Regions from separate parts of the Mus musculus genome. Here all the other regions are linked to region 3. The links are chromatin loops, found by intact Hi-C in ENCODE. Cell type or tissue: heart. All regions are shown on one strand. Each heading gives the region's core, and the rest is flanking DNA. Links, peaks and the distances in the headings are about the cores only. Region 1 overlaps Tbc1d12 (TBC1D12: TBC1 domain family, member 12). Region 2 overlaps Tbc1d12 (TBC1D12: TBC1 domain family, member 12). Region 3 holds the start of Noc3l (NOC3 like DNA replication regulator).

Region 1 (10,441 bases), core at 1,598-9,597, 82 kb before region 3:
GTTTTAAGACCTCAGGGGTTGGAAAGACAAGAGCGCTTACCACTCTTGCAGTGATTCCCAAGTTTACTTCCCAATACCCACATCAGGCAACTACAGCCCCAGAGCATCCAACCCCTCTGGCCTCCATGGGCGCCTGCACTCACATACACATACCCTCACATAGGCATATACACATAATTAAACACAATAACAATAAATCTTTAAAACACCAACGAGATGATATACTACAGACATTGACTCATTTTACTTTGCTCCATTAGACATTATACATTAGTAGACACAATTCTTGTTTAATTTTTTTCCCAGTGCTGGGGACTGAACCTAAGGCCAGGACTCTACCACTGAATTAAATCCCCAATCCTTTTTGTTTGTTTCTTTTCAACACAATATTCCAATGTATATAACAACTATACTATAAACAAGTATTCTTACATAGTTAAGACTTTGGCTACACATATCTCAAACATTACAATTCTATTTCCCTTTTTACTTACTTATTACTACAAATGACTTGAAAATAAAAATTTAAAAGAAATAAAAAGTTGCCGGGCGTGGTGGCGCAGGCCTTTAATCCCAGCACTCGGGAGGCAGAGGCAGGTGGATTTCTGAGTTCCAGGCCGGCCTGGTCTACAGAGTGAGTTTCAGGACAGCCAGAGCTATACAGAGAAACCCTGTCTCAAAAAAACAAACAAAAAAAAGAAATAAAAAGTTAAAACTACTTATGTATAAATCCCTGAATGATTTGGTAGAGGAGGCAACTGCAATTTAAAAATGTATGTATATAATTGCTTGAGGTTGTCAATTATCAACTGCATATACTTTTCTAAATGTCAAGCTGTTTCCATGTTAGTTTCCCTCTTTAACCAAGTTTTAAATTGCCTTGAAAGAAGAGAAGGCTCTAGCTGACAAATCCATGAGAAACCACAAAACTCATCTACTAAGAAAAATATGGTAACACGTTTTAAAAAAAAATCAAAAGAGTAACTTCCCTTTTGAGAAATTATAAGACATAAATAATATCCTCAGAGAGAAGGCCTTTGTCTCAGTTAATTTCACATAGAATCTAAAAAGGGAGGGGTGGAATCAGGCCTAAAGACAGGACAAGGACAGGGTCTTATACTTGAATGGAGAACACTCTGGTTTCAGGATTTTAGTCTCAGATTTTGGGAAAATTATTCAGACATTCAACAAAGAGCACTTTCACAAGAAATACTCATATTTTAAATAACCAAAACAAATTTTTGGTATGGCTAATGATTCCATTTTACAAATAAAAAAAGATATCTAGATATCTTGTAGAGTAAGCACTTATAGACAGTAAGCAGTTTGCCCAAGGTCATAATCTAATACATGGTAGAATCAGATGTGACCCTATCTGACTAACTTTACAGCCTGTACTCCTAGCTAATATTTATTGTTATAAATTGTATGATTAAAAAAATTCAAATAAGGGATCAATTATTAGGATGTAAAGTTACTAAGTTATAAGATTGAGCTTCCCACGAAAAGAAAAGAGAATGAAATGAGTTTCCTATTTCTTTTTTTTTTTTTTTCCAAGACAGGGTTTCTCTGTATAGCCCTGGCTGTCCTGGAACTCACTCTGTAGACCAGGCTGTCCTGGAACTCAGAAATCCACCTGCCTCTGCCTCTGCCTCTGCCACCTGAGTGCTGGGATTAAAGGCGTGCGCCACCATGCCCGGCCAAGTTTCCTATTTCATTTTCTTTTTTTTTTTTAATTTATATATTTATTATATGTAAGTACACTATAGCTGCCTTCAGACACTCCAGAAGAGGGCATCAGATTTCGTTACGGATGGTTGTGAGCCACCATGTGGTTGCTGGGATTTGAACTCAGGACCTTTGGAAGAGCAGTCGGCGCTCTTAACCACTAAGCCATCTCACCAGCCCTCCTATTTCATTTTCAACACATAAGTATTTACTACAGAGACCCTAAAACTACACTGAAGTGAGTGACTTGTCATACTGCAAATCTCAATATGTCGGCACTGTGACATTTGTTTCACTGTCATACAACCTCACGTTCTAAGTTACCAAGTGAGCTATACCACCCCATTCTAAAGCCAACTTTATCAGCAACAACAAGATCATTTAAAAATAAAACAAAATTTCAAATAACCACCGGTCAGTTGCTGTTTAAATCTACAAGAAAACCATTTTCTTTTAAGCTGTTCCACTGAAATCATTAGAAACCTGTGTCTTATTTAAATATATTACGTCACAGAAAGTCTACTATACTTTAAGGTGAATATGCCAAGCAGGTGCCCTATCACTAAACTATACAATGTGCCACCAGCCTTTTCTGTTTTTCTTTCTTTCAGTACAGTAGGAAATGAGCTTCCAGCTTTGATAGGCCTTGGGAGGTAAGCCCTCTTCCACAGAGCCTGGTCTGCTTGGGGTTTTCTGTTTTGTTTTGTTGCTGTTGTTTGGGTTTTTTTGAGGTTACTGTTGTTTTCAGACAGGTTCTCACTTTGTAGTCCAGGCTGACCTGGAAAACGTAAAGCTCTGCCTGTCTCTGCCTCCTGAATGCTAAGATTAAAGGCTTACACCACATGTCCAGCTTCTATTTATCTACAGGATTTATCTTAGTTTCCCAGGCTGGCCTCAAACTCACTCTGTAACCTCTACAGGTCTTCAATTTGCAATTTTTCTGCCTCAACCTCCATGGCTTGAATTATAGGCCTATGCCACTATGCTAAGGACATTAAAATCTATTTCTTGAAGTTTTTAAAAATTATTCCATTATTTGGATGGAACAAGGGTATGTGTGAAGGTCAGAGGAAAACTTGTGGGACCAGGTTCTCTCCCTGTGGGCCCTAGGTATGGAAATTATCATGCTTCATAGAAAGCACCTTTTACTGGATAAGCCATCTCGCCAGCCCTCTAAAAGCTGTCTGTTTTTTAATGTGTATGGGTCCTGGGTGCTCTGCCTGTCCATGTGTACACCTTGCGTGTGTAGTGCTTATAGAGAACAGGTTAAAAATGCACCAGTAACTGGGCTGAAGAAACAGCAGTTAAGAGCACTGACTGCTCTTCGAGAGGTTCTGAATTCAATTCCCTGTAACCACATGGTGGCTCACAACCATCTGTAATGGGATCTGATGGCCTCTTCTGGTGCGTCTGAAGACAGCTATAGTGTGGTCATATAAAATAAATAAATCTTAAAAAAAAAACAGTAACTATATTCTTTACTTCTCTTTTTCTCTTCCTTCCTTCCTTCCTTTCTTCCTTCTTTTCTCTTTCTTTTTTTTTTTTTTCTTTTTTGTTTGTTTGTTTTTGGATTTTCAAGACAGAGTTTCTCTGTGTAGCCCTGGCTGTCCTGGAACTCACTCTGTAGACCAGGCTGGCCTCGAACTCAGAAATCCGCCTGCCTCTGCCTCCCGAGTGCTGGGATTAAAGGCATGCGCCACCACTGCCTGGCTTCTTTTCTTTTCTTTCTTCTTTTTTCTTGAGAAAATGCTTTATGTAGCCCAAACTGATTTTTTTTTTTGGTACTTTTCAAATTTATTGATAGGCACAGGAGTGCAGGTTGAAGCAAAGTGGGGAACCTCTGCTATAGACCTCGGATGCTATCTGACGTTCCCAGCGTTTGCCGTGAGGATGCTGCTTAGCCAACAACTCAAGTCAGGATGAGTTGGGATCTGTTCATGTATTCCAAAGGATTTACCTAACAATCACAAAGATGATAGGTCACAGACGGCAGTAAATGGCCTCAAGTAGCAGTTAATGACCACTTGAAGGAGCTAAAGATAACTTGTCTCTGGGCCTGCACAGATTCCACCCCTCCACAGTCACTGAAGTTCTTTATTATCATTATTGTTCCAAACTGATCTTTAATCCATTAAGTAGCTAAGGATGACCTTGAACTTGTGGGCCTACTGTCTCCACCTCCTGGTTTATGCAACACTGGGGACCAAGCCCAGAGCCACATTTGTGCTAGGTAAATACTTACAGTGTTAAACCCCTAGCCAGACAATATATTCCTTCTGCTATTATAGGTCAAAGTAACCTGTGGTGTTAACTGTCTGCTTTAACACTATCACTCAGGCTGACTGGTGTCAATTCTGAGATAATTTTATGTAGCCTTCCAACTATGTAGTATAGAATAGTCTTGTGTGCTGAGATTACAGCCATAAGATTATAGCCATGTTTCAGAATTTAAAAAAAAAAAAGGAAAAAAAAACTTTACATGAGTTTTTAGATCCTATTCATCTTTGTCATAATAAAATAGAACTGTGTGCAGAAAAAAATTACAGCATGTGTCATGTCCAATTTTTTAATTATTTTATTTATATTATTTTATTTAAACTTTTTCTTTAATTCATCAAATAAACTTAAGAAAATCAGATAATTCCTTTAAAATTTTATCATTCCTTTCTAAACTTTCTCATTATTATCACTAGCATCACTGTTGGGTTTTCTGACACAGTTTCTATAGCCACCATAGCCTAGTCCAGCCTCCAATACGCTATGCAGCCTGGCTGGACTCCAAACTGCTGCAGAGCTGCCAAGCCTGCCAAGCGCTGTGAGTATACACTGAGCCATCATGTCTGGCTAAACATCACGTCTGGAAAAGTAAAATCTAAACAACATACACACACAACAAAGCTGCTCAGGGAAACAAACCCATTTACTGTATTAACTTAAAAAAATAAGGAAAAACTCCAAACTCTCAAAGAACTTATTAAACATTCAGCAGGAAAAAAAAAAATCAAGTTCCCTCAGGACACTGTTCATTGTTTGAGCACAGAGAAGCCGTCCCTCCAGGCACTAGAGTCGCCTCTCCTCTGTGCACTCACTGCTCGCTGCACAGACACTCACTAGCTTTAAAAAAGCCCACAAATCATATATATAATTTATTAAAGACTCATTAGCTATTACAAAGTCTGGGAGGGCATGAGGCATGCTCTGAAAGTGAAAGGTATGGTAGTGTTTTTAAAATGGCAACTCTACTAATATGATTAATAAAACTCTGGAGATGATATTTGTGTGAGGGAATAACTGAACATAGAATACAAACCAGGAGTGATATTTAGTTCATTTCCTACAGCTAGACTCCAAACTTTCCCACGGACACTAGGGGGCAATCCCTGCCACCACAATTCTCGAACTCTTCTGGTACTACGCCTAGAATTAAAGGAGGAGAAAAAAGGAAAACGTTACTTTCTGTACCAAAAACACTAGTTGCGTGATGGCTTACCTATGGCCAAGTGATCAGATGATTTTTAAGGACTTAAAGTGTTAAGTATGTAACGCATTCTTCCCTTTGAGTTCATGCCTATGGGCCATGGAAGACCTTAGAGATGGGCTAAGGGTAATTAAGGAGAACAGCCTCTGACAGGTGTTACTTATACTAAAGATGTCATCAGAAAATCAGAACCATATGGACAATTATTAAAAATTAAAAGGACATAAATGTTCTGCCAATTCAGTAACAAAACTAAAATCACAAAGAACCTACTATGAGTAAGGCCTGGGTAAGGCCCTAGGCTTTACGGAACAGTAGGTCATTAAAAGGAGTATAAGCTTGAGAATCAGGCCTAGATTCAAATCTAGTTCAACCACACATTGTATAAACTCGAGCAAATCTCTTAGCACCTCTAATATTGCACTGAATGACCTTGAGTAAGATAAATGTGAGTAAAAATATAAATGCCTTATAAAAGTACTGAGATCCAAATATAAATTACTTAATGTAGACAATGTAACATCATAGTTTCTTTTTTAAAAAAAACTATTTATTTATTTATTTATTTCATGTATGTGAATACACTGTCACTATCTTCAGACACACCAGAAGAGGGCACCAGATCCCATTACAGATGGTTGTGAGCCACCATGTGGTTGCTGGGAATTGAACTCAGGACCTCTGGAAGAGCAGTCAGTGCTCCAGCCCTCATAGTTTCTTATACAGGGAATATATTCTAAACTCTAAAGCCACAAATAATACCAAGCTACCAATTTCCTTACACAACTATATCTATGTTAAAAATGAATTTGTAACTTGGATATAAGAGATAAACAAAAGTTAACAATGAGAATAGAATTAAAAGGATATACTATGTGTGCTATGTAAATATACTCCCTCTCATTCACTCACTCACGCAAAATAGGGCACTTCTAGTTTTTCTGCTTAAAGGAAGTACTTTACAGCTACCTTTGACAATGTTGACCCAGCTAGTGTTTCATAGGTAAAAGAACTTAACTTAACAGAAGCTCTGCAACAGATAACAGCAGCTCTGGTAACTGAAGTGCCACTGAGTGAGTAAGGGCACCATGTGGCAAGGTAGGACAAAGGAGGATTTATGGCCAGGAGACAGGCTCAGCACAGACTTCACTGGGCGTCTCAGAAGAACACACAATTTAAAACTCTGAATTTCTAGACGTTTTTATTTATATGTAATTAGCTAATTTTCCATTTTTAGACTACAGGCAACTGAATCTTCACACAATGAGCCTGGATAAGAAGGACTACTGTGTGTCTGTCACATTGCTAACAATTAACACATTGTCAATGTATGCCCTACATACATTGTAGAATGCATCCTTCAACCCTTTTGTCCACAAGGAAGATAAAACCTATGTAGAAATATTGTCAAGAAAGAAGAGACCAAGCCGGGTGTAATTAAGGCACACGCCTTTAATCCCAGCACTCAGGAGGCAGAGGCAGGCGGATTTCTGAGTTTGAGGCCAGCCTGGTCTACAAAGTGAGTTCCAGAATAGCCAGGGCTATACAGAGAAACCCTGTCTCAAAAAACCAAAAGAAAAAAAAAAGAAGAGACCAAAACGGGGGCAGGAAAAGCAAGAATACTAGCCTCAAGGTGACATACGACTTTTACAGGGCAAAGACCATAGTTCACATGGTTTCTTAGTTAAGAGAACAGCATTTAAAAATGTTTTATTGTTTTTTACATTCTTTCTTTCTTTTCATATATCTATTTATTTGTAGACACTGTCTCTCTATGTGGTTTTGGCTGATCTGGAACTCATTATTATCCAGGCCGGTATTGAATTCCTCCCATCTCAGCTTCCAGGTTTCTGGAATTACAGGCACGCAACCATACTCAACTTTAGAAACACTTTTCAACATCTGATAAATGTACCTTATATTTCTCTATGTAATGAGTCCTTCCAGTAATGAATGTTTTATAATTAGTGTTGTATTAGAATTAGGAAAAATGGTAATTTAGAAGAGTAAAGGTTTCCTGAGTCATTCCATGGGTTTCAGAGAGCAGGTAAGATGTTGACAGCACAGAGGATGGTCAGGGAGAAAAGTATGCGTTAGAGACAGGAGCTCAGGAGAGTGTAGAGAAAGACATGAGTTTCGGGCAATGGTTAATAGCATAATTTAACCACAGCATAAGCTCCATGCTGAGAAGTGATAATACAGACTTGGAAAAGATGAACTATTGGAGACACACTAGACTCTGGAGAAATCTGCTTACTTACATTACTTCCCAATTGGGCAGTATTTCATTGATCCAAATTACCATTGCACTTGCAATGCTTTCTTCCTGCTTAAATCGTTCTTTCATTATTCTTTTTCTTTTATGTGCTTCTTTAATTTCTGTTTTGAACAAGTAAGAATTATTTCAATATAAATGAGCTAGACCAAAATCCCTTCCTTCTGTACCTTAAATCTATAAGGATTCAAGAAGGACCTTCTCATAGTAAAAAAGAAAAAAAAAAAAAAAAAAGAAAGGGGGAGAAAAAGAAGAAACACAAAGCCCTGTCTAACATCATTTTAAAGTATCTTCTATCTTATAAAAGTAATGGGATAAAGGGCAAAATCAATTTTAAACAATGGCCAGTGAATTGCTCTGCTGCTTCTTTCTTTCTGGCTGTTGTTGTTGTTGCTTTGTTTTTCGCTTTGGTTTAATCTAGACAAGGTCCTATGCTAACTGGCTGGTCTATACATCTTTCTTCTCCTTCTTCTCTCTTTTATATCCTTTATTTTTTTCAGGCAGTCTCAAGTAGGCCAGGCTGGGCTTGTTATGAAGCTAGAATAACCCTGAACTACTGATAACCCTGCTTCTACCTCCCAATGTGGGGATAAAGATGTGTGCCACCACCCCTGGCTTATGCAATACTGAGGCTCTAAGCCAGGACTTGGCCTACACTAGGCAGGCACTCTCTCCAGGCTGTAAGGTATGGCAGGGTCTCTTCTGGGATAGCCTGGAATTCAATCTGTACACCAGGTTGTCCTCACACATACTTCCTCATCCGCCTCCTACCACTGCCTCCTAGGGCTGGGAGTGCGGGTGTGCACCACCATGCCTGGCTGCTTATATTACACAGTTGTTTACTTCATCTATAAAATAAAATCTGTTGATGAAATAATTACAATAAAAACTGCAGGCAATTAACCAAGGGCCACTTTTCATACAATGGATTATTAATCTCAACATAAACAATATATTTTAAATGATGTTGCCAATGACACTATTATTATATAAACACCTTTTAGTATGGTGTTTTATTTTACTAATTAGGTCAAAATAAAATGTTCTCAACAAACAAAAATGACATACCTCTGAATTTAGAGGTCACAATTTTGGAACAAAAGCTGCCTCAAACATAAAGAAAAGTGGGATCTTTCTCAAAAGTTATAAAACCAGATGATGGTAACACACATCTTTAATCGCAGCACTCAGGAGGCAGAGGCAGGTTGATCTCTGTGAGTTCAAGGCCAGCATAGACTACAGAGTGAGTTCCAGAATAGCTAGGGCTACACAGAGAAAGAAACCCTGTTTCAAAAAAAAAAAAAAAAAAAAAAAAAAAGCAAACCAAATCAAACCAAACCAACAACCAAAAAGTTATTTAAAAAAAAAAATGCTAGAACCAATAAGAACTTGTAGATTAGCTAGCCAAACTTTGTGTTTCATGTGTGTCTCTGAATGTGACTCAAAGGGCAAACAAGAAGCCAAGCACTTGCTGTACACCGCTGTTTTATGTATCCAGATTATATATGTAAGATGTCTTTAAGAAAGAAGCATTAAACAAGAGGTTAGAAGCCTAACCTAGTCACCTACTTCCAGTTTACAGATAAGGATGCACAGTGGGCATACTCAGAGTACCACAGTCAGAAACCACACATCATTGGATTAAGCCTAAAACATTGGGATGCCCAACATCTTATTATTTCTATTATACCATGTGCCATCTACTTCTCAATAAATATTAGCCAAATAATAAAATAGTAAATAAAAGCTTTCTGGCTATGCTAAAAAAATTTTTTTTCCTTTTTTTTTTTTTCCAAAACAGGTTTGGTTGGGTTTTTTGTTTGTTTTTTTCAAAACCTGTGTAGCCCTGGCTATCCTAGAACTTACTCTGTAGACCATGCTGGCCTTGAACTCAAGAAGTATTTTTAATTCTATGCATTAAAATAAACTTAGCCAGTGTTCAAATAACTAGGAATTTTAGAAGGCTGTAACTGGACTTTTATATACCTCATGTTTACTGTAACATTAAAGACACGTTACTTAGGAAATAGCAGCACAAAGCAGAGCTGTATGCTACTATAACATACTCCACTTGCTCAAGTCAAAGAAAAAATCAGTTAATAAATTTCATCTTAAAATATATACAAAATAAATATTTCAAAAATATATTAGAAATACATATTTATAAAAATGAGTATTTGTCCTAAACTAATGATGGTCAGCACATATTCTGTATAGTGTTAAAGTAAACTTATATGTATTTGGCGGGAGGACAGGAGGAAAAGAGAATGAATAAAACTATGATTTGTGCTAATGAGAGTATTTATAAACCTAACTCAGTGACAGCACTGAGATTTTAGATAGACTTTACTAATTATAAAAGCAAAATTTGGCTTCAAACTATATTTTGACAGTAAATTAGAAAACTATAACTAACACCAGAAGACTGATTGCTATTGCATAAAAATTATTAAATGTAAAAGACCTAAAGTCTAAACACTCTAAAAATGAAGTGCTAGGAATAAGGCTCACGAATAACATCTTTATAGTCCTCTTTAATAGAAAGGAAAAGAAAAGAAAAACCAGGTCTGGGCATGGCGGTTCACGCCTACGATCCCAGAACTACAGAGGGTGAGTCCTGAATTTTTTTTTTAATTAGGTATTTTCCTCATTTACATTTCCAATGCTATCCAAAAAGTCCCCAATACACTCCCCCCCCCACTCCCCTAGAGTCCTGAAATTTATGATGAGCTCAAGGGCAGATGGCTTCATAGTGAGACTCGGTCTCAAAAAATTAAAAACAAACAACAAACCCTAAAATAAACCTAAATTATAAAAAAATGCTAGAGAAAAATAAGAATTATTTTAATAAAATGAAATAGTTAAAATCTACAAATTAACGTCACACTGTAATTCAAATGTACCTCGTTTTTTAGCTTCGGCCACCATCTCATCATACTCCTGCCGGTGACGCAGCGCTT
Region 2 (10,441 bases), core at 846-8,845, 98 kb before region 3:
TATCTATCTATCTATCCATCCATCCATCCATTCCTTTCTCTTGATCCCTTACTTCCTCCCCAGCCGTCTGTCTCATGGTTGGAGACAAGATGTAGGTAAGCTCTAATGTACTGCTTGTGGTGGCTATTTCTGGTTGTCAACTTGACTATATCTGTAATGAACTACAATCCAGAAGTGGAGAGCAAACCTGTGATCTAGATCTTGAGGCTGCTTCCAGTCTCAAGACACAGGCTTTTGACTCAGACCTTGACATGAGATGACACATGCTTTTGATCCAGATCTTGAGGAATGGTGGCCATGAAAAGCTTAGGCCCAGAAAAGGTAGTACATGCCTTTAATCCTAGGAGACAGAGGCAAGCAGATCTCTGAGTTTAAAGTCATCCTGGGGAAAAGAAAGTTCCAAACCCAGGCATGGTAGTACACACGTTTAATCTGGGCCATATCTTCTGTTGGAGGCCTACATAAGGACACTGGAAAAAGGAAGGTTTCATTCTTCTTTGCCTGCTTGCACTTACTTGCCAGCACATCTATTGGAACCTTCTTCAGGATTCCAGCTTATACAGAAGACAAGCGGAAACACCTAGCCTCATGGGACTGAGCAACTACTAGACTGTTGGACTTCCCACTCACAGCTGCCCACTATTGGATTAGTTGGACTGCAGACTATAAGTCATTCCAATAAATTCCTTTAAATATACAGAGACATTCCATGAGCTCTGTAACTCTAGAGAATCCTGACTAATATACTTCTCCAGCATCATGCTGGCCTGCCTACTGCCAAGCTCCCTGTCATGTTCATGGACTCACTCTCTGAACAATAAGTCCCAAATTAAATGCATTCTTTTATCATTTGCTTTGATTGTGGTGTTTTGTCACAGGAATAGAAAAGTATTTTTGAAATACTTGTTTGTTGAAACAGAGTTTAGTATATAGTCCTGGCTGGCCTGGAAGACATCATATAGACCAGGTTGGCCTTGAATTTGCAGTGAACTTGTATACATAAAAACATACATGTACACACACAAAAAATTCTTCAAATACAAGCCAACTCAAAGCCAGATCGTGATGACTGATAATACTGATATATAGGGAAAGCATGAAAGCATTTCCTCTAATACCAGGAATGAGGTAAGGGTGCCCTTTATCTCCATTCTTAATTCAAGTTGCAGCTGCAACAAAAAAGATCAACATAAGAAAACACACATAGAGGCTAGAGAGATGGTTAAGAGCACCAGTGCCACCCCCAATATATTTCTGTCAGCTAGATGTGGCACACATCCTTAATCTCTTTGAGTTGGGGGCCAGAGTGGTATACATAGTGAGTTCTAGGTCAGCCCAGCCAGGGATACATAGATACCTTGTCGCAGATTGATGGATGGATGGATGGATGGATGGATGGATGGATGGATGGATGGATGCTGTGTGGGGTCACATGACTAATCACATTATTGCCTATTTACGTGACCCAAAGGGAATGAACATACAACAGTATAGTATGTCAGCTGCTCTGAAAGGCTCAAAGCACTGACTATCTCATAGATTCCTTAGAGGAGAAATCTGAGCACCCCCACAAAAAAAGTTATTCCTTTTTTTCTAGATGTTGACTAAACCTGAAGGCACCAAAGTAATGAAGACTCATTTTCTCATAATTCTGTGTACAAGTTTTATTTTTCATAGTAATTGTTACTAGTGGATTTTAGTGAATTTCTTGTATTTACATTTTATATACACATTTATACTTGGTAGGTAAAGAAACTGTACAATAAAAAAAATAAGGGAAAGAAATGCAGAGTGTAGGACCACCTTAGCAAACTAATACATGAAAATAAGATTAAATCTAGGCCAAGTAATATAAATTCAATGAGATTACTCCCGGAGGTTATGTGCCTTTTATGAGAGACACCAATATTAAGGGATAGTCCTCATGCTAGAACCTATTAAGACTCTAGAAACTCCCTCACTGTTTTATTATACTACCAGTTTCACTGAGCTAGCCCCTATGACAGGAGTTAATTCTACAGGGTTCCTGAGGCTAGAATGATCAACCCATAGGGTAAAAATATATGCACTTCCTCTGGTCCCATACTCCTAAGGCAGTTTATTATCCAATAAGGAAGAATCTCTGGCTTGTTAGTCTAAAGACTATATATATGTATGTCCACTACTAACAGAAATGTGTGCTTCTATGTTGTTTCAAACCAAATTGCAACATCAGAACAGTATAAATCTAATCAATAACCAAATAGTATTTTATACTGATATTAACCATAATACTCAAATGATTTAGGTTAGGTTAAGAAATTAAGAGTAATAAATTTAATGTCAATTTACCAATGATTAATAGTTTATCTGAGATGCCATTAGACTAAGAAAAAAGGTAAAATTACTTTTACTATTATTCCCATCAATTAGAAAAAAATATGCATAGAGTTTCACAAGTCTTAGACTTAGCTATATAAAGTTTTAAATTTCAAACTGAAATTAATAAAATTTGTTTCTATAGATAGAACATGGATTTTAACTAAAAAATTCAAGTCTTGTAAGTAGTGTGTTATCTCGAACTCTTAGAATTCATTGCTTTCTTATTCTTATTCTCAAAGTCAAGTCTTCAGTCCTCTAAAGTGCAAAAAGATCTTCCTTTCTACCAGTTACCTAGTTTTTTTAATGTTAAGTTACTACATAACAATTTGCAGACAAGAAACAATAAGGCGAAAATTCTTTTGTGATAGAAATTACTTAGAGAAAGATTTCTCTTCAAAAACCAAGGGGACACAACACTGTGGGAAACTCCATAAGCAAAACAGGCAATCATGTCCACCAGTGTTCCAGTTCTCGAGGATGCGGACCTCCCTGGCCTGCGAGCAAGGCAGGCAAGAGCTCCAGTGGCGGACGGAACTTACGACTCAGTTGCTTACTACTGGTCTAGAATATCTTCCCAAGCTCAGAACTGGAGATAATACATGTGTTCTATCATTTTTGGAGACTAAAGTAGGATTTAGCAATCCTATTCTGACTCCAGAAGTGCATTTGTAGTTAATTGTTAAAAAAGAAACGACATAAAAATTGAAGTTTCTGTGAAGCTATTTTTTTTAAAAAAAATTATTGCATTAAAGTATTCACTCCAAATTATGGAGTATGTAATAGCCAACTAAGCCTTTTCCTCTGAAAAATGGCTCTCCACAGGTACTTTTTTATTAATACTGTCAATAAATTACGCGTTTCATTTACTTCAGCCGTGGAATTTAAACCCAGAAGTTTTTCCAGGTCCCGATTCTTCTCTCCGACATTTCTTCACGGTATCTACATAGGAAAGAGAAAACTTTCCCCGAAAACTACCTTTTGCATTTCAGTTTGTCACTAACTCAAAGGTTAGCTCTTCAGAGCAGGGCTGGTGTTCTTGTCCCCTTCTTTAATGTCCTTTGCTACAGATGCAAAGACCTGCAAATAGCATGAAACAAAGAGATGTAAATAACCAGAGGCATAAACACAGAAAGCTTTTCTGAAATACCAGCATCCTCAAGTCCTCAGACCACCTTTTTTAAAGGTCTCTGGACAGGGTCTACATGGCCCACACTGGCACTGAACTTGTTGCTCAGCAGAGGAGACTGAACGGCTGAGTTTGCTGCCACCTCACTGCTGAGATTACAGGCACAGGCCCCCATCCCAGACTCCAGATCACCTGGTTTTTTATTTTGACTGAATGCTGCCATGCTCCCCACCGTCAACATCACGGACCAAAGTAAGCAAGGACACAATGAAGTGCTGTGGCCACGGTGTCTCTCACAGCACAGTGCACTGACTAAGACAAAGGTCATCCTTACAGCTACACAATAAGATCAAGTCAAGCCTCCGTTAAAGGAGACCCTGACTCAAAACAACAAGAGGCCAGGATCATACATTAGGTTCTTTCCGTTGTAAGTTTTTAGTACACAGCAGCTAGGGCTTTTTGGTGTTGGCCTCTTGTTTTTAACGTTTGTGTGCTTGCTTGCCTGGGTTTGTGTGTGTGTGTCAGCATGCCTGTGCATGGTGCATGTGTGAGGTCAGTGCTCTCCTTCCGTTGTGTGGCACCCAGAGAATAATCTCATCCTTGTTGTCACCCATGGCAACAGGCACCTTTGCCCTTGACCCACCTCGACATCTCACAGCAGGTGTTTACTATAACATGTGCCTGCTTGAAATCTCAAAGTCACCCATGTCTGCTCGGGTGAAGGCTGACTACTGTAGGTGTCAATTCACTACAATACTGCAGAACTTTGTAAAGTAAAGATATAAGTTTAGGTACATAGAAGAGAGAAATCCATTTTAAATTATCCCATTTCAAAACCAAATTTATTTTTAGTTTTACTAACATTTGTGATACAGATAACTGCTCTACAAAAGTCCACAGATAATTTTAACACAGATAATTAAGAGTTAAAAATAAATAAAGTCACTCTACCTGAGTCCATTTCTTGGTGCTATTCTGCATCTGAATGGCTGCGATGCAGCTGAAAAGCTTTTCTGATGTTATATCTTCTGGCAATTTGGTAAGAAATTGTGCTATATGAATAAAGTCCATCTGTAGGAGTATATCTTCATATAGCCGGAGGATCCCTAATCCAGTCCTAAATAAAAATTCCTCCCCATCTCTACAAAACACATCCCAGACTCGACAAGCCAGATCAAGTGGCAGTGATTTGCTGTACAATGTGAAGATCCTAGAGTTAAGGAAAAAACAGTTACTCAGCATGGACTCCTTTACTCATTAAGCATCAGGAGGGAAAAAGAAGTATACAGGGATAAGAGGACAAATACATTGAGACTTTTTTCCCAAAACTTGAATAGTGATAAATTAAGCAGTAAGTAATGACATTAAGTAAATTTAGAACCTTACATGGAGATAGTCTGGAATAAACTGGGGTGTGGGAATGAGGGGGTAAAATAGTGTAATGGTTAGAGCCATGGGGCTCCGAAACCAGAATGCTTGAGTCTGAATGTATAATTTTTTAATGTGAGACTGCGCACAATATTTACTCTTGCTGAAGGGAAGATAAAGGAAAAGGCCCAAATGACTAGGAAGATATCATATTTGATCAGGGTCATTATTTGCTTATTCATTTTTTCCATCAAAACATACAGCCAGTCTGAGTTCAGAGGGAGAGCACTGCCCATCATGCAAGATACCTGGGTATTACTCTCAGCATAAACTGGGTAAACTGCATATGGTAGCACATGCCTGAGACGCTAGTGCTTGGGAGACAGACTGTGAAGTTCAGAATTGTGTCGCTATCCTCAGCTACATACGAAGTTTAAGGCCAGGCTGAACTAGAAGCCCTAACTCAAAATTTATTAAAACTTTACAACTACTAAAAAAATTTTGTTTTTTAAATATCATGTGTCTGCCTGGATGTGCCTGTGCATGTAGTACCTGAGGAGACCAGAAGAGGGCATCCAATAATTCCCTGGGATTGGAGTTACAGTTGTGAGCGAGCCACTTTGAGGGTGCTGGAAGTTGAACCCAGCTTCAGCCAGTGCTGTTAACAACTGAGCTATCTCTCCAGCCCCAAATTCTCCACTTCTTATCAAAATTCACCAATGATACTAAAGTCAACTGGCTGTTGCTTACTACACAAATCCTCAGAATTAGAACAGAACATATAGGAAATAAGAAAATATATATTAGCATCTAAATAGGGAATCATTTCTAATTGAGAACTTTTGATAAAGCTTTGAAAAACATCTCTGATTAAAGAAATACTACCATATAATATAGCTTTGCTGTGTTACGAATAAATGGCAACTACTTTTTTCTAAGATATTAGTATATGCTAGGCATTAAATAAGTTAATCCATTACTACAATTCACTATATTTCAAGATATTTCTATACTCTTTACTTAAAAAAAAAGAATATGTATTTCTTTGTGTGCATGCTTGCATGGGTGTGTGCATGAGTGTGAGTGTGTACATGCTGGCATATATTTGCCATAGTGAATATGGATGTCAGAGAACAACTCCTGGGAGTTGGCTCTTGCTTTGCACCTTGTGGAAGCAGAGTCTCTCTTGCTTCTGATGCTTTATTACAGCAGCCTAGCTTCCCTCCTCGTGATTCTCCTGTCTCTGCCTCCCAGACGGCCACTGAAAGGCTGTGATATGTGCCTTGCAGCTGGATTTTTACACAGGTTTGGGGATCAAACTCAGGCTGTCAGGTTTGTGTGGCACGTGCGTTCCCATGCTGACCCTCTGCCCAGTTCCCTATCCTCGCTCATTTTAAAAAAGACGTGTGTGTGTCTGTGTGTGTGTGTCTGTGTGTGTGTGTGTGTGTCTGTGTGTGTGTGTGCGCGCGCGCGCGCGTGTGCGTGTGTGTGCGTGTATGTGTGTGTGTGTGTGATGTGACTACAGGGCAGAAGGTCTCTGATCCTCTGAAGCTGGAGTTACAGGCTATGGTGAAGCTGCTCAAGCCAGGTACTGGGAGGTGAACTCAGGTTCTCAGCAAGAGTAGCTTGCCCTTTTAATAGCTGAGCAATGTCTTCGGGTTCTTCCCTATTCCCTTTTATAATAAAAAAAAAAAAAAGAAAGAAAGAAAGAAACTAATTTCAAGCCAGTCTATGTTGTTTGTTTCGTTTTTCAAGGCAGGATTTCTCCTTCTGGCCATGGAACTCACTTTGCAGACCTGGCTGGCCTTGAACTTAGAGATCCTCCGGTGTCTGCCTCCTAAGCACTAGGAATGAAGGCGTGCACCACCAAGCCTGGCTTCAGTCTACGTTTTTAGATGCATCCTTGGACTTTTTCATTCGTAAGGAAAAGTGCCTTTTATATGTCAATCTCACCTAGCATATTTACTATATTTCCTAAAAAACAGAGAAAGTTATTCACTATTTCCTTTTTATTTTATTTAATGTTTCTTAGTGACTTACCAATCTATCAAATATATATCTGGTGTCAGATTATACGACTTGAAATGAAGAAATAGTTTGGATAGGTTTTCCTCAAAGAATACTTCAAATGTTGCAAAATACTTCAACATCTATACATAGAAAAAGATAAATAAAATTACAAAATAATCTATGGCAGAAAGAGAAAGTGTTAATATTAATAGAAAATTTTATTAACAACTCTTTTGAGTTGCTTCAAGTTTTCTAAAATTGTTATTCAATGAAAATTTTGTCTATTTGCTTAGATTACTTCAGTTTCTTCATGTTTTTTATTCTAAGCAGGCATTCAGAATACAGAAACTTATGAGGAAAACACAGTCTATCCCAAATGTTCATACCATGCTGTGATCCACTCGGAAAAAGGCCAGTTGGCACGGCTTGTTTAGGAGATTCGCGAACGCAATGAAGGCGTCTGCTTCCTCCAGATTGAGGATGAGAACGGCTGCGATGAAGGACATCCCCTGGACCTTCAAAGGGAAGGAAAAGTAAAAATGGTTAAAATCAGTCTACGTGCTAGCTACCCTCCTCAAAATTTACAAACTGATAGTAAGAAGAATTTACCAATTTTGTTTTTCTTCTCAGTAAAAGCAACTACTATGAACTTGTAATGGCTGTAAATTTCCCTAATTTTATATTTGTTCATTTGATAGGATTTAATAAATCAGAAAACAATTAAACCAGCTTTTATTTGGTCTAAGAGCCTATCTCAGTGTACCAAGTAGCTCTCATGTCGTAAGTGGTTGTTTTCACATTATAACATATGAAGAACGAAGAGGCAAGGAAGTCTCTAAGATAGAATACTAAAAGTCAAAAAAAAGAAGTTGTTGTGCTTAAAAGAGCCTGAATTTGTGGGGAATCACAAGAAAGACATGAGGGGGGAATCCAAAATGAAAAGAGGCTTGAGCAAAGCCTGAGTGGAAGGAACAGAAGAATCATGCAGCACCCAGCACACGGAGCAGCGTGACCGCCAGGCGTCCTAAGCAGGGGGCAAAAGACCCGGAGCTTCCTCCTCAGGTAAACCCATCAGCTCAAAGGTCAGGGCTGCAGAGACTGACCTGTGGCTGTAAAGAGCTGTCCTGATGAGCACAGATACAATGTTTATGTGTAAAAATCAGATGGAAACAAATACTTACATAACCAACATCAGGTCTGTAACATGTATATGCCCCTAAGATACTATGCAAAACATCGTGATATGGGCCACCCTTAGGGAAAAAAAAAAGAATAAAAATTGAAACTTTAAGTAAAGATCTTTAGGTTAATGCTCATAAAATATTAAAAACTATAAAACTGTAGCATTCTCTAAATGACCAGTTTTAGCACATTTAATCATTATAAAGATATTCTAAATGTATTCTATCAAGATGTTTTCAGAAGTAATAAAAGTTTGATCTTGAATAATAAGTCAAATATACTCACTTGAATACAACTTATATAATTTGCAAACTATTTTAAATACTTCTAGGGTATAATAAATATAAAAATTTTCCATTTAATCCTTTTGCTATGTACACATGAGTATTGAAACTGGGGCCTTGCACATGTCATTATACTAAGCCCATTTCACGTCATATAATTTCAGAAAAGTAAATTAAAATAACATAGGCCTGACATGACACACATGGCTTTAATCTCAGCAAAGCAGATGGATCACCAAGTTGGAGATCAACATGATCGACACAGTGATTCCCCAGATAGCTGAGGCTGTATACTAAGACCCTGTCTTTAATAAAAGTGCCAACTATTTAGCCTGAGTTATGTTAGATAATTTGAATATCAATAGTAATTTTAAAATGTATGTATATGGATGTTCTGCCTGAATATATATCTGTGTACAGCGTACGTGCGTGATGCTGATGGAGGCCAGAAGATGGTGGTGTTATATCCCCTGGAACTACAATTGATGGATGGTTGTGATCTGCCACAAGGGTGCCAGAAACTGAACCCAGGTACTCTAGAGAGCAACCAATTGCTCTTAAGAGCTGAGCCATCCCTCTAGCTCCAGTGGGTTTTTTCCCATGTATTTACCTATTGTGCGTGTATATAGGTACACACATGCCACAGTGTGCATGTGAACGTCAGAGGACAACGTTCAGGGACTGGGTCTCTCCTTCCACTACTTCTGTTTCTCAGCCTCAACCTCAAGTTGTCAGACTTTGGCAGCAAGCACCTTGACCTGCTGAACTATCTCACTGGTCCCAATAGCAAAACTTTCTATTAATCACGTGGCCTTTATTATAGATAAATTATTTATTAGCATCTTAGTATATAAAAATTAAAGATAGCCAGCTATTCCTGTAAAAAAATATATAAAAGTAAAGTATTTCTTGCTAATTCAGTGGTAATTCTAAACAATTTAGAACTAATGTATTCATATTTTAACAGTTTGTAAGGCAAATTCATTAATAATTCAAATACAGAAATTCACTATAATAAAAAAGTGCCTACTACATAACAAGTATATGTTATGACAATAAATTTTATTCCACAGAAAGCAAATTCCTTAATTTTTAGTTTTGCATTTTTATATAAAAGCTCAAATTATTTTTAATTTTTAATATTTTACTCCTTTTACTTTATGTATATGAGTGTTTTATCTACATGCATGTGCCTGGTGCCCATCGAGGTCAAAAGAGGGAGTCAGATGCCCTGGCACTGGAGTCAGGGACGGTTGTAATGCTCTTAATCACTGAGCCACTCTTCTAGCCCTAGAAGTTTCTTTTGTATTTTAAGGCAGAGTGTCACTATATAGCTGTGAGCGCTGGAACTCTATGTGGACGAGGCTGAGATTAAAGCCATGTACCACAATGCCTGGCCTCTTCTCAAATTTTTAAAATATTTTTTCTTTTAAAAAATAATCCCCGGGGGCTGGAGAGACGGCTCAGTGATTAAGAGCACAAGCTGCTCTTCCAGAGGTCCCGAGTTCAATTCTCAGCTCACAAGTGTCTATAACACCAGTACCAGGGGATCCAACATCCTCACACAGACATACATAAAGGCAAAACACCAATGCACATAAAATAAAAATAAATATTATAAAAATAGTAATACCTGGCTGGGTATGGTAACTCACTTCTTTAATCCCAGCACTTGGAAGGCAGAGGCAGATGGATCTCTGTGTTTCCTACAGCAGCCTGATCTATTAGGGAATTCCAAGCCAGCCAGGGTTAAATTGTGAGACTCTGTCCCAAAAAATTAAATATAAAATAAAATAAAAATAGTGCCTATAGATTTATAGAATTTGTACCACTGAGTGTTGAAAGAATAAACAGTAGTTAAAAACTGATTAGAAAACCTCACCTTCTGAAAGATGTAGAGAGATGGAAATGTACGGGATATGTCCAACTTAATTAATTCCAGACTAGCCTCTCGGTCAGCAACAGATAGACCTGCATTACCAAACAGATAAAATTTAAACAGGCTGAGGACACTGCCTGTTAAAGTAAGTAGAAAAGCTGAATAATCAAGAATGTCCCATCCCTAGAATTTAGGACTTAGCTTCTTCGGGTAGCTTAGGTTAGCTTCAAA
Region 3 (10,441 bases), core at 1,395-9,394:
AAATCATAAAAATGGTTTTAGTTATAGCATGAAATGTCCTCCCTCTCGCAGAGAGGACACAGCAGTTTACCGTCATCTGTAGTTTTTCCTCCCACTTCAGAGATGATATTCATATAATTTTTATGACAGCACATTGTTATACTTGTTCTAATATGTTATTAGTTATTCTGTTATTTTCCTTGTGTGCACAGCTAATAATCCTTATGTCTTCATAGGGAAAACCTACTTAGGGCTCAATAATATCTTTGATTTCTGGTTTTGAAATACATCCTCTGCAGATAAGGGGAGAATAACACTAGATGTTAACAATTCTAAATGGACGTACCTAAGAATGTAACCTTTCTTAGAAATAGGGCTTTGGCAGAGATAACCTATTTAATTTCAGGTCATTAGGTTGTGCCCTTAATCCAATTAAGTGTTATAAGGGAAGACAGCCATCTGAAGGCACAGAGACAAAGGGAAAATGTTAAATAAAGATGGAGGCAGAGCCTGGAGTATCCACAAGCCAAAAGCTGTCAAGGGTTGCTAACTGTTACAGAATGTCCGAAGTGTCAGAAATGAGAGAACAGAGGTCCTTAAGAAGGAACCGACTATGTCAATGCCTTGATTTTAGACTTGTAACCTAAGTAATGCTGGAAAGAATACAGCATTTGAGTGTAAATAATTTTTTTGAAGGTAAGTCCAGGAGCCACTAATTATTACAGGATATAAAAGTGAGACCAGAAAGAGAAGGACCCTGATAGTGTGATTGTGAGTGGGCTGCTTGTAGATTGAGCTCAATCGTTTCATGAACCTTCGTGCGATGAAGTATTGTCCTATCTCCAAGGGCATTGGCAGAAATATTAGCGTTATTAGTCTTCCTTGGCTGCTCTAACAAATTACCTCAAACTTGGTGACTTAAAGCAATAGAAAGTAATTCTCTCATAGTTTCAGAGACCAGAACTTTGTAACCAGCATCACTGAGGGGAGTTTTGGTTTCTGATTTCTGACCCCCTTGGTGGATGCTGGAATCTCTACCTTATTTTTACTAAGGTTCATGATTTGTACAAAATGATCAGCTTCATTCCGACATTTCACACATGGATACAGCACACTTTACACTACTTGCTCCTTTAGCCTTTCCATCCCTCCCAACTCATCTTAATTCTACTTTAATGCCTTAAAACTCAAGATTCTAAATATGTGAAAAAAAATGATATTTTTCTGAGCACACCCAATTTTAATATGATGATCTCCAGTTCCAACCATTTTACTGCAAATAATATAATTTCATTCCTTCAATTTTAAAAAATATTTCTTTTTATTTTATGTGTATGTGTCTTAGATCCCCTAAAACACGAGTTAGAGACAGACGGGAGCTCCCATGTAGGTGCTGAAAATTGAGCCCAGGTTCTCTGGAAGAACAGTCTGGGCTCTTATCTATTGAGCCATCTCTTCAGGCCCATAATTTCATTCCTCATACCTGAACATTGTTCCATATACATTTTGTTTTTTCCTTTTCTCTTTCTCTTTCTTTCTTCCTTCCTTCCTTTCTTCCTTCCTTTCTTTCTTTCTTTCTTTCTTTCTTTCTTTCTTTCTTTCTTTCTGTGGTGTGTGTGTATGTGTGTGTATGTATGTATGTATGTGTGATATTGAGTATTAAGCCTAGGGCCTTACATCTTACATGTGCTAGGAAAGGACTGTTCCACTAAGTTATATATCCAATACTCTTTTTACTTTAAGATTTTTTTTGAGACATGAGACTGGAGGATGGCTTTAGGGGTAAGAGTGCTTGTTGTTCTTCCATAGGGGCAGAATTCATTTCTCAGTACTCATGTCTGGTGACTCAAAATCAGCTGTAACTCCATCTCCAGGGAAATCTGACTCCTTCTTCTGGACCCCAGGGGCACCAACAGACATCAGGCATATACACATATGTACATACATTTAATAAACAAACCTTAAACAGAAATTTTGGAGAAGTTTCATAAAGTTATCAAGGCTGTCCTTGAACTTGTGACAATCTTGCCTGATCTTCTTGAGTAGGTGGGATAATAGATCTGTGCCACTAGTCTCAGTTACATCTTCTTTATCCATTCATTCAATGATCAGCTGGGCTGATTTCATAATTTGGCTATAATGAATAGTGCTGCAAAGAATACCTCCTACATTGAAGAAGCTTGAGAGAGAATAGAAGATCCTGAGGAAGAAATGGCTGGGAGAGCCAAGGGCATCCACATTCTAATGCAGAGAGGGGGTGTGGGGGGAGGGGAGAAAGAGAAGACAGAAGAAAAAGCAGCATCAAATGTAGCCAAGTAACACAGAGAGGCTAAAGATGGGAAACACTGGATACACTTAGGAGAAAACTACAATTTGGTTATCTTCCTATGACCAGCTTCAATGGACGATCACAGGAAGATTCAGATGGGTGAACCTATCTCCCCAAAGGACTCACTGGAATCTCTCAGTACAACTCTTTCAGTACTGTTTGGCATAGCCCATTGATCCCTGCTAACCTGTATTCAGAAAAGTTTAGAGTAAGCCAAGAAGACAAGCAAGCATAAATTAGGCTTAAGAGCTGGTTAGCTAAATTGATGATAAACTGCAGTGCACAGGATCAAGAAGCCAATTGCACTAAGTCAGCAGGGATCATGAAAGCTTCCACTTTCAAACTTGCTTTCAAACAAAAAGCTGTTGGATTTCAAGACAGGAGACTGTGTGTGGCAACAAGCTGTTTTAACATGACCCAAAGATTTGACTTGATTATAAATTTAAGTATAAAATGGGCAAAGAATAAGATGAAGTTCCTTTTTATTAAAAACAACAAAAACCTAGCATAGGGGGCTGGAGAAATAGCTCAGTGGTCTAGAGCAGAGACATAGGGTTCAATTCCCAGAAGCCATTTGGTTGCTCACGACCATCCCTAACTCCAGTTCTAAGGGATTTGACACCCTCTCCTGACCTGTACCAGGCGAACGTGGTGCACATGCATACAAGTAGGCAAACACTCATACATAAAAGGCTAGCGCAGGGTTGGTTATGACAGAGGAGAGGAAGTGGAAACACAATGATGATTTTTCCTTGGAAAGAGAAAGTCACAACAAGAATTAAAAGGAGAAAACATCACTAGAAAAAAATAGTGAAAAGCTCTACGGGGATAGGCTAACTGGGAAGGAAATGTTAGGGAAAGGCAGAGGGCAAGATGATTGACCAAAGAGCAAGAAACATGGGGTTAGTTTTGAATAGAAATGGGGATACCTCATCCTTGGAACAACCAGATGCAAGCTGAAGAAGTGGGAGTAACTGTTGATATGTTTGGGAAGGAATTCAGCCACAGGCTTGGTAAGAAAGAGCACAGGCTGATGTTTCCAATTAGTGTGATGAAGTAATCTAACAGTGAGACAGGCTCTGCTGTTTCCAAGACAGGGTGTGGAAGGAGAGAGAACAGGGAGAAAGTTAGAAGGGAGGTGGAAAGACGATGCCAGATAGAAGGCATTTTTCTCTGAGGTGAAAAGCAGAAAGGACTAGTCTTTGTAAGATTACCACTGTTCATGATCTCAGTGGCCCCTGGGTTTCTTCTGGCTTATCTCACCAGCTCAGAACTGTGAGGCCAACAATGTCAGGGCTGTGCTCAAGAACGATATACTTAACCCTGGGCATGGTGACTCTATAATTAGTACTTGGGAAACTGAGACAGGAGCATATTGAGTTGAGGGTCAGTCAAATAACAACGGCGTCTCTTTTTCTTTTTCTTTCTTCCTTTCTTTCTTTCTTTCTTTCTTTTTTTTTTTAAAAAACCTTTAATAGCCTCAAGTTCATCTTTGTGATTAACTTTTTATTTTTATTGTTTTTTATAATTTATTATTTTGTTTGTATATATGTGTGGGTGAGTGCCTGCCTGAGGAGGTCAGAAGAGGTCCTCAGAGATGGATGTGCTGGGAATAGAATCCGGGACTTTCTGGAGGAGCAGCAAGCACTCTTAAACACTGAACCACTTCTCCTGCCCAGTGTTTTATTCTGTTTTTTAATTTAGGAAAAGGTCTTTGGGAGACAAGTACTTAAAATACACATTCTTGCGATGCTTAAATCTTCCTGGAAGAGTTAACGATTCAGTCAGATAGTATCTTTACCAAAAAGGTAACAGAATCCTAATTCTGCAAGTCTCACCAATATAGTACTTTATCATATAATGGTTAAACCCAAAGAAAAAACGATTCCACAGTAAAACCATAGACTTTTTCTCTAGACAGGGACTACACTGGGTAGACTAGGCTCTGTAGACCGGGCCTCGAACTCACAGTGATCCACCTGCCTCTACCTCCCAGTGCTGGGATTAAAGACGTGCTCCACCACGCCTAAACTTAAGTGTGGACTTTCGGTTGGTGGAAGGTGGTGAGAGATCTTTCATCATTCGGTTCAAAGCCCCAGTGCCTGTGGAGGGATGGCTTCCAATAAAGAAGCTGCGGTTGCCCTCTAGAAGATCCAGAAGACGAAGTACCCGCAACAGGCGGAGCCACAAGACGCCGGCGATCAAAACCGCCAAGCCCTCGTCTTTTGTCTTCTCCAGGACTGAAAAGGAATCCGGGCGGGAACCTGCTTGAGTCCTTCAGCTGGGACGCCCACTCGCCCACTCTTCAGCCTCAGCGATTCTCACAAGGGTCAGTCCGTGAGAGACTGAGCCCGGGACCAGAGCCACCAGGGGGCGCACGCACCGCCGCCCGAAGAGGAAGTCCCGCCTCCCGTTTCCGGCGGCAGAAAGGGGGAGAGGCTGAAAGCGTCTTCCGGTTTGGGAAAGGTTGCGCTCAGTGCACGTGTGTCTTTTCCACCCGGCTCCTGCGTGTTCCTCTGTCCGAGTGATCTTGTCTGTGGTACTCCTCGCAGGCCTAAGGATGAAGGCGGTAAGTGCTGTCCGAACCCCGGCCCCCGGGAGTTGTGGCTGCTTGGGTTGACAGGGTCTCCCTCTGCCTGGCTTATCTTTCCCTTAGGTTTTGAGTCTGGTATAGGGGGCGGTGGCCTAACTTGGTGCTCCCTAGCCGATCTATGCTCCATCCACTTTGGGTCATTACTGGGGCTTTTGCTTCCTCGCCCACTACGCCCAAGCACGACCTCAGGCTGCAGATGCGAGGCCAGCACCGGGCCCTGCCACCGAATGGTGTCAGACTGAAGGGTTTTCCAAACTGTCTCTCGAATCTTATACACACGAGAAGCAAGTCTAAAGTTCCTTGAACCTGTTTTGTGAGACACTGAACCCGAAGAGAGCCTGTTTCCTCCTTAAAGTGTAAGGTGATAGGAAGGCTGGTGATTTTTCCCAGATGGAGAGGGAATTTAGAAGTAGCCTTGGGATTTGGATTACAAAGCACTTACCAGCGAGAGCGCTGGAATAACTTCTGTAACCTTCGCTTCTTTATGAATGACGTGAGGATTATTATTATTTAGGGTGTTGGGAAGTGTGAGTGCTTTGTAAATAATAAACCGACAAATGAATGTCAGTTGCTAAAGGCATCCATTATTTTGCTCTGAATGTGTTGCCGTACCAGTGTTAGACTAGCCTTGAATGACCGTTTGCCACAGAGAAGAGATTCATAATGTTTTGCTTTCAGATTGCACACGTGAGAGACTAGATTCAGATCACAGGGAAATCCCGTGTGGAGCAACTGATGCTCTAGTGCCATTCTGTAGGATTGCTTACTGCCGTGCATTGGTTTTTAGTTCTTACACAGGACCCGTGGTTGTGAGACAGTTTTGAAATTTGCTTTATTTAATCTATAAAGAGTTTTCCTTCACCTGATTTTAAAAATAATCAGAATTTCTTAGTTGTAGTGTCTCTTCTGTTGTTGTTTTCTAGAGAAGAAATAAAAAGCAGGTCCCAAGCTTTCGCAAGTTGATAAAAACTAGTAAAGTGAAACTTGAAAACAAATTGAAAAATAAGCAATTTAAACAACAAAGTACCATCAAGAAGTACCGAAAAGAGCAGAGGAAACTAAGGCAAGCTGTAAAAGATGCTGTGTCTAAAAAACCCATTCCGCTGGAGGACCCAAAGAGCAAACGGCCAGGTAACGAAAGTGTTCACTTACGCTGGAATGTTCTCCATGGAAGTGACTTGTTTTCTAGTGTCCACTTGTCCTGTGTTCAGATCCTTGTAGGTCTAGGTAAGGTCTTTTATGCTTTACCACAGTAAGTATGAGAAAACAATGCAAGACCATATGCCCTGTGAGAAAACTAGCTTCTCCTTTTCGTTGGCATAGACAGCAGATCTGAAAATGTACTTGGGGGATGCTCAGAGCAGCTGTGTAAATTTCGGGACACGCATCAGGGCTGCCGGCTTCCCATCCACTGAGAGTTAGCCGTGGTTAGCCTGCTTGGTTTTGCTCCATTCTTCACCATGCTGCCAGTAGGTATTTCCTTTTCTAAACTTGTGGTTTTCTTTCTCCTTGTACACTTGGGGTGAAGTTCAGCTGTAATAGTCTCGGTTGTTTTGTAGAACCATCTAAGGACCCCAGCTCCTCAAAACAGAAAAATATGATCATTTTAAAGTCAGGACAGTTCTCTAGCTGATGTAACTGTTCATTGTTCTATAGCCATCTCTCCTTCTCTTAACCTCCATGCAGTCTGACCCAAATGCAGCATTATCGTGATGGGTAGTGATCATTTGATTGGGAATCAGGAATAAAAAAATCTTCTCTTGGTTTTTGTTGCTAGCTATGTAGTCTTGGTTGGTCACTCAATCTCCAATCAAGGAACAATGAGTTAGCTGGTTAGATACTTTCAGAGATCTCTTCTAAGTTTTACAATCTGAAAGGTGTAATATGCTAATAGCTCCTTAATAAAAGAAAAGCAAAAGATTTCTTTATTTTTGCAACTTAGAATCTAAGTGAAGTTGCCAGAGAGGGAGGAATATAAGAAAAAGGCAGGTGCAAACGCTGTTGAATTTGATATGAAAATATTGAAGGACTTTTTTCTACTAAAGTGGGAGGCCAGGTCCTTGGATGACGGAGAAACGAGGCAGGTGAGGGAGTTAGAAGTGTGACGACAGAGAAAAAGGGGATTCAGTGGAAGAGGAAAAGCTGATCAACAAACACACCAAGTTTCTGGTTTGAGGAGTGGATTATTAGTTTAGATTAGGGGTTTTCTTCTATGCAGTGTTTATCAGTCTTAGTGCTACGAGGAAGGTGAGCTTTGTTAGGGAAGACAGTAAGAGTGTTTTGTTCACAGTTGACTCTTCTGCACTCAAAAGGGGTTGGGACACTTAGTTGTTACTGTTTTTTAATATATAATTATGTGTATTTATGTAAAAATAAAGAGTCGAGTTAAGAGGAACAGGAACAATGAGCGGATAGAGTTCGAATGACTCGAGTGAGGCTGGGGTTTTGATAGACATGAGTAACTTAAATGTAGAAGGAAAAGTTGCTGAGTGTGTTAGCAGGAGGGTGGGTGAGGTGTTACCATGCAGTCTGAGTGTGTTAGCAGGAGGGTGGGTGAGGTGTCACCATGCAGTCTGAGTGTGTTAGCAGGAGGCTGGGTGAGGTGTTACCATGCAGTCTGAGTGTGTTAGCAGGAGGGTGGGTGAGGTGTTACCATGCAGTGTAAGTGTGTTAGCAGGAGGCTGGGTGAGGTGTCACCCATGCAGTGTAAGTGTGTTAGCAGGAGGCTGGGTGAGGTGTTACCATGCAGTGTAAGTGTGCTAGCAGGAGGCTGGGCGAGGTGTTACCATACAGTGTAAGTGTGTTAGCAGGAGGCTGGGTGAGGTGTTACTGTGCAGTCTCAGTGTGTTAGCAGGAGGCTGGGTGAGGTGTTACCATGCAGTGTAAGTGTGTTAGCAGGAGGCTGGGTGAGGTGTTACCGTGCAGTCTAAGCAAGGGAGTAAAAGGAGAGCACTGGTGTATAGGACAGCAAGTGGTTGAAGGAATAAAGCTCTCTATCCGTAGTCAGTAAGACAGTGCCCTGGAATTAACTGAATGACACTGTGAGGACAGACGCTTGCAGTCAGAGTGAGCATCCAGGCTTGGACCTGGCCTTTGGAGATGACAGATGAAATGGAGCAAAAGTCACTGGAGGTGAGAAGGTGCCAGTGGACTCAGCCATTGGCTCTCAGATGCCCAGAGACAGTTCAGAATGCATGGAAACATTTACTTTTAGATTTCAGGAATCAGAGATACGAAGATGCTAGGTGCTTGTCACCCAGCCTTCATTGGGAGTACTGCGGGGAGAGCAGGTAATAGATAGAGTAGGAAAATGCACAGTTCTAATACTTGTGTTTTTCTTTTTGGTGGAGCAGTTAAAAGGATGGAGAGGGAGGAGGACGAGGAGGAAGAAGCCCTGCCTTTGGATATGATGGACGAGGATGACCTACAGCTGATGAAGGATTTAGGACAAAAGGCATCTTTTCTCACAAGAGATCTCTCTTCTAGGTAATAGTTCATCTGAGTTATGACTGAATTACAAAGTTGTAAGTGTGGTTCTGTTTTTGTTTTTGTTTTTTTCCTCGTGGTTTCTGAACATCACCCAGGCCCTAATACATACGAGACTCCTGTTCTCACTCTGGAGCCCAGTGTGTGTACTATGACTGATGGTCCTCCTGCCTCAGCCTTCAGCGTGCTGGGATTATATGCCTGGTTTACAGCAGACTTTCTAAATGATAGTTAAAGTAATCTGAAAGGAGAGAAGAGAAAATGTTTCATCAGATTGACTTACAGCAGTGATTCTTAGCCTTCCTCATGCGGCCCTGTAACACAGTTCCTCGTGCTGTGGTGTGGCCCCCATCCATAAAATCACGTCTGTTGTTACTTCACAACTAACTTTGCTACTGTTATAAATCATAATGTAAATACTTTTGGAGATTGAGGTTTGTCAAGAGGGCGAGCCTGTGGGACATTTTCTTGATTGAAATTTGATGTGGAAGAACCCAGCCCACGGTAGGCAGTGCCATCCCTTGGTCCGTGATCCCGGGCATTGTTAGAAAAACTGAGCAAGCTGGTAAGCACTGCTCTGCCATAGCTTCTGCTTCAGTTCCTTCCTTGAGTCCCTGCCCTTCGTGATGGACAATTGTAAGATGAAATAAACCCTCGGTTTCCGATGCTTATTACCGCAGTAGAGACCCAACTAGGACAGTACCCTTCAAAACTGAAACTGGGCTTTTTTTTTCTGCAGTGAACCAGTCCATATCAAGAAACGAAAGCATGAGAGTGTGATAGAGAAATATGAAAAAGTGCCAAGAACTCTGCAAACCGCACCGGAGAAGGAGTTGATTCACCTGCTCCCTATCAAGGACAAGAGTGGCATCATCCCTCAGGCTCGGGAGAAGCCGGGTGAGCCGCGTGCCTGGCTTCCTAGTTACACCGAGTTTTCACTAATAGAGCACGGTTACTTTTATTTATTTATTTATTCAAAGTTTAATTATATTTTAGCGGTTAGTCATACTTACAGAATAAGAGTAGCTGCCATTAGCATATAGCAGCCCGGCGATGCTGGCGGGGTCACAGTTCCTTCAGATACCTGTTGCATTAGGACTGCAACTAGAGCTACAAGGTTTGGGTGGCTATCTCTTCAAAGAGGGGAGGGCATGGGACAGAGGTAGAGAAAGAAGGAGAAAATGTTTTTGTGAAACAGAACAGAAAAGGGCAAAAATCAAAGACAAAGTTATAGGGATTTATAGCAAAGCAGGTACTCATGAAACTCCATCAAGGCAAAACCCAAAACCCGCCAGCCGCCTCGGAGCAGCTTTGTTGGTGCTTCCTCCCTCAGTCACTCACTGATAGGGCATCCTGAGATCTGTGGTAACCGCGGCTCAGCTCATGTCTCAGTTTTTGTTTTACCACGGAATGTTGTCATGGCTTTGATATGTAAATCTGTCCCATAGTCACTGACGTGCAGCAAGAAGAGGAGGCTGAGGAAGAGCTGGAAGATGAGGAAGGTAATGAGACGCGCCTCTGTCTGACAAATGGTTAGCTCGGATTGCTCTCGGCATGATGAGTGGAGGTAATGTTAGTTAGGCAGTGTACTGAGAGTGGGCACCGTAGAGCACTGCTCCACAGCCCGCTTCCTGTGTTTGAAAGGCTCACCTTGTGGAATATGATAGGCTTTTTTTAAATTAATGAATTAATTTATTTGCTTCACATTGATATACTTTTTATTGTGGAAAAATGTGAACAGTTTTTTCAGTGGTGAGGCAAACATGAAGACTTATAATTGTTACTGTTTGAATCCTTTTAATTATAAGAGAAGGACTTAAACTTTTTCTTTTTCTTTTTTTTTTTTGGTTTTTCGGGACAGGGTTTCTCTGTGTAGCCCTGGCTGTCCTGGAACTCACTCTGTAGACCAGGCTGGCCTCGAACTCAGAAATTCGCCTGCCTCTGCCTCCCAAGTGCTGGGACTAAAGGCGTGCGCCACCAAGCCCGGCTCTAAACTATTTCTTTTTAAGGTAGAAAAATTGAATTTTTTGATGCGAAATTTCTTTTTAAGTACA

What was found. Peaks named below come from ENCODE experiments on the same cell type or tissue, not always from the same donor. Only the 100,000 strongest peaks of a DNase experiment are listed, where the experiment ranks them.
Region 1: a loop joins it to region 3, with 4 times the contacts of the local background. A loop is called at or near these places in 4 of 42 quality-filtered maps.
Region 2: a loop joins it to region 3, with 2.2 times the contacts of the local background. A loop is called at or near these places in 5 of 42 quality-filtered maps.

The regions. Positions count from the first base shown.
Region 1 is chr19:38,896,013-38,906,453 of GRCm38, reverse strand. It overlaps Tbc1d12 (TBC1D12: TBC1 domain family, member 12), which reads right to left. Exons shown (of 13, transcript NM_145952.4): 4 at 10,385-10,441; 5 at 7,468-7,585; 6 at 5,039-5,145. Among named protein-coding and RNA genes, the nearest start is that of Hells, 30 kb to the left of the region's middle. In heart, for the core only: a CTCF peak has its summit at 5,087 (motif pointing right); no DNase peak of the experiment used is centred there.
Region 2 is chr19:38,910,868-38,921,308 of GRCm38, reverse strand. Tbc1d12 (TBC1D12: TBC1 domain family, member 12) reads right to left here. Exons shown (of 13, transcript NM_145952.4): 8 at 10,214-10,302; 9 at 8,047-8,118; 10 at 7,252-7,380; 11 at 6,896-7,005; 12 at 4,439-4,697; 13 at 1,639-3,438. The coding sequence ends at 3,370. Among named protein-coding and RNA genes, the nearest start is that of Hells, 15 kb to the left of the region's middle. In heart, for the core only: a CTCF peak has its summit at 5,418 (motif pointing right); no DNase peak of the experiment used is centred there.
Region 3 is chr19:38,813,529-38,823,969 of GRCm38, reverse strand. It overlaps Noc3l (NOC3 like DNA replication regulator), which reads left to right and starts at 4,733. Exons shown (of 21, transcript NM_021315.2): 1 at 4,733-4,877; 2 at 5,825-6,032; 3 at 8,255-8,387; 4 at 9,127-9,284; 5 at 9,836-9,889. The coding sequence starts at 4,869. In heart, for the core only: a CTCF peak has its summit at 4,678 (motif pointing right); a DNase peak (open chromatin) is centred at 4,729; H3K4me3 peaks cover 1,852 bases; H3K27ac peaks cover 2,365 bases.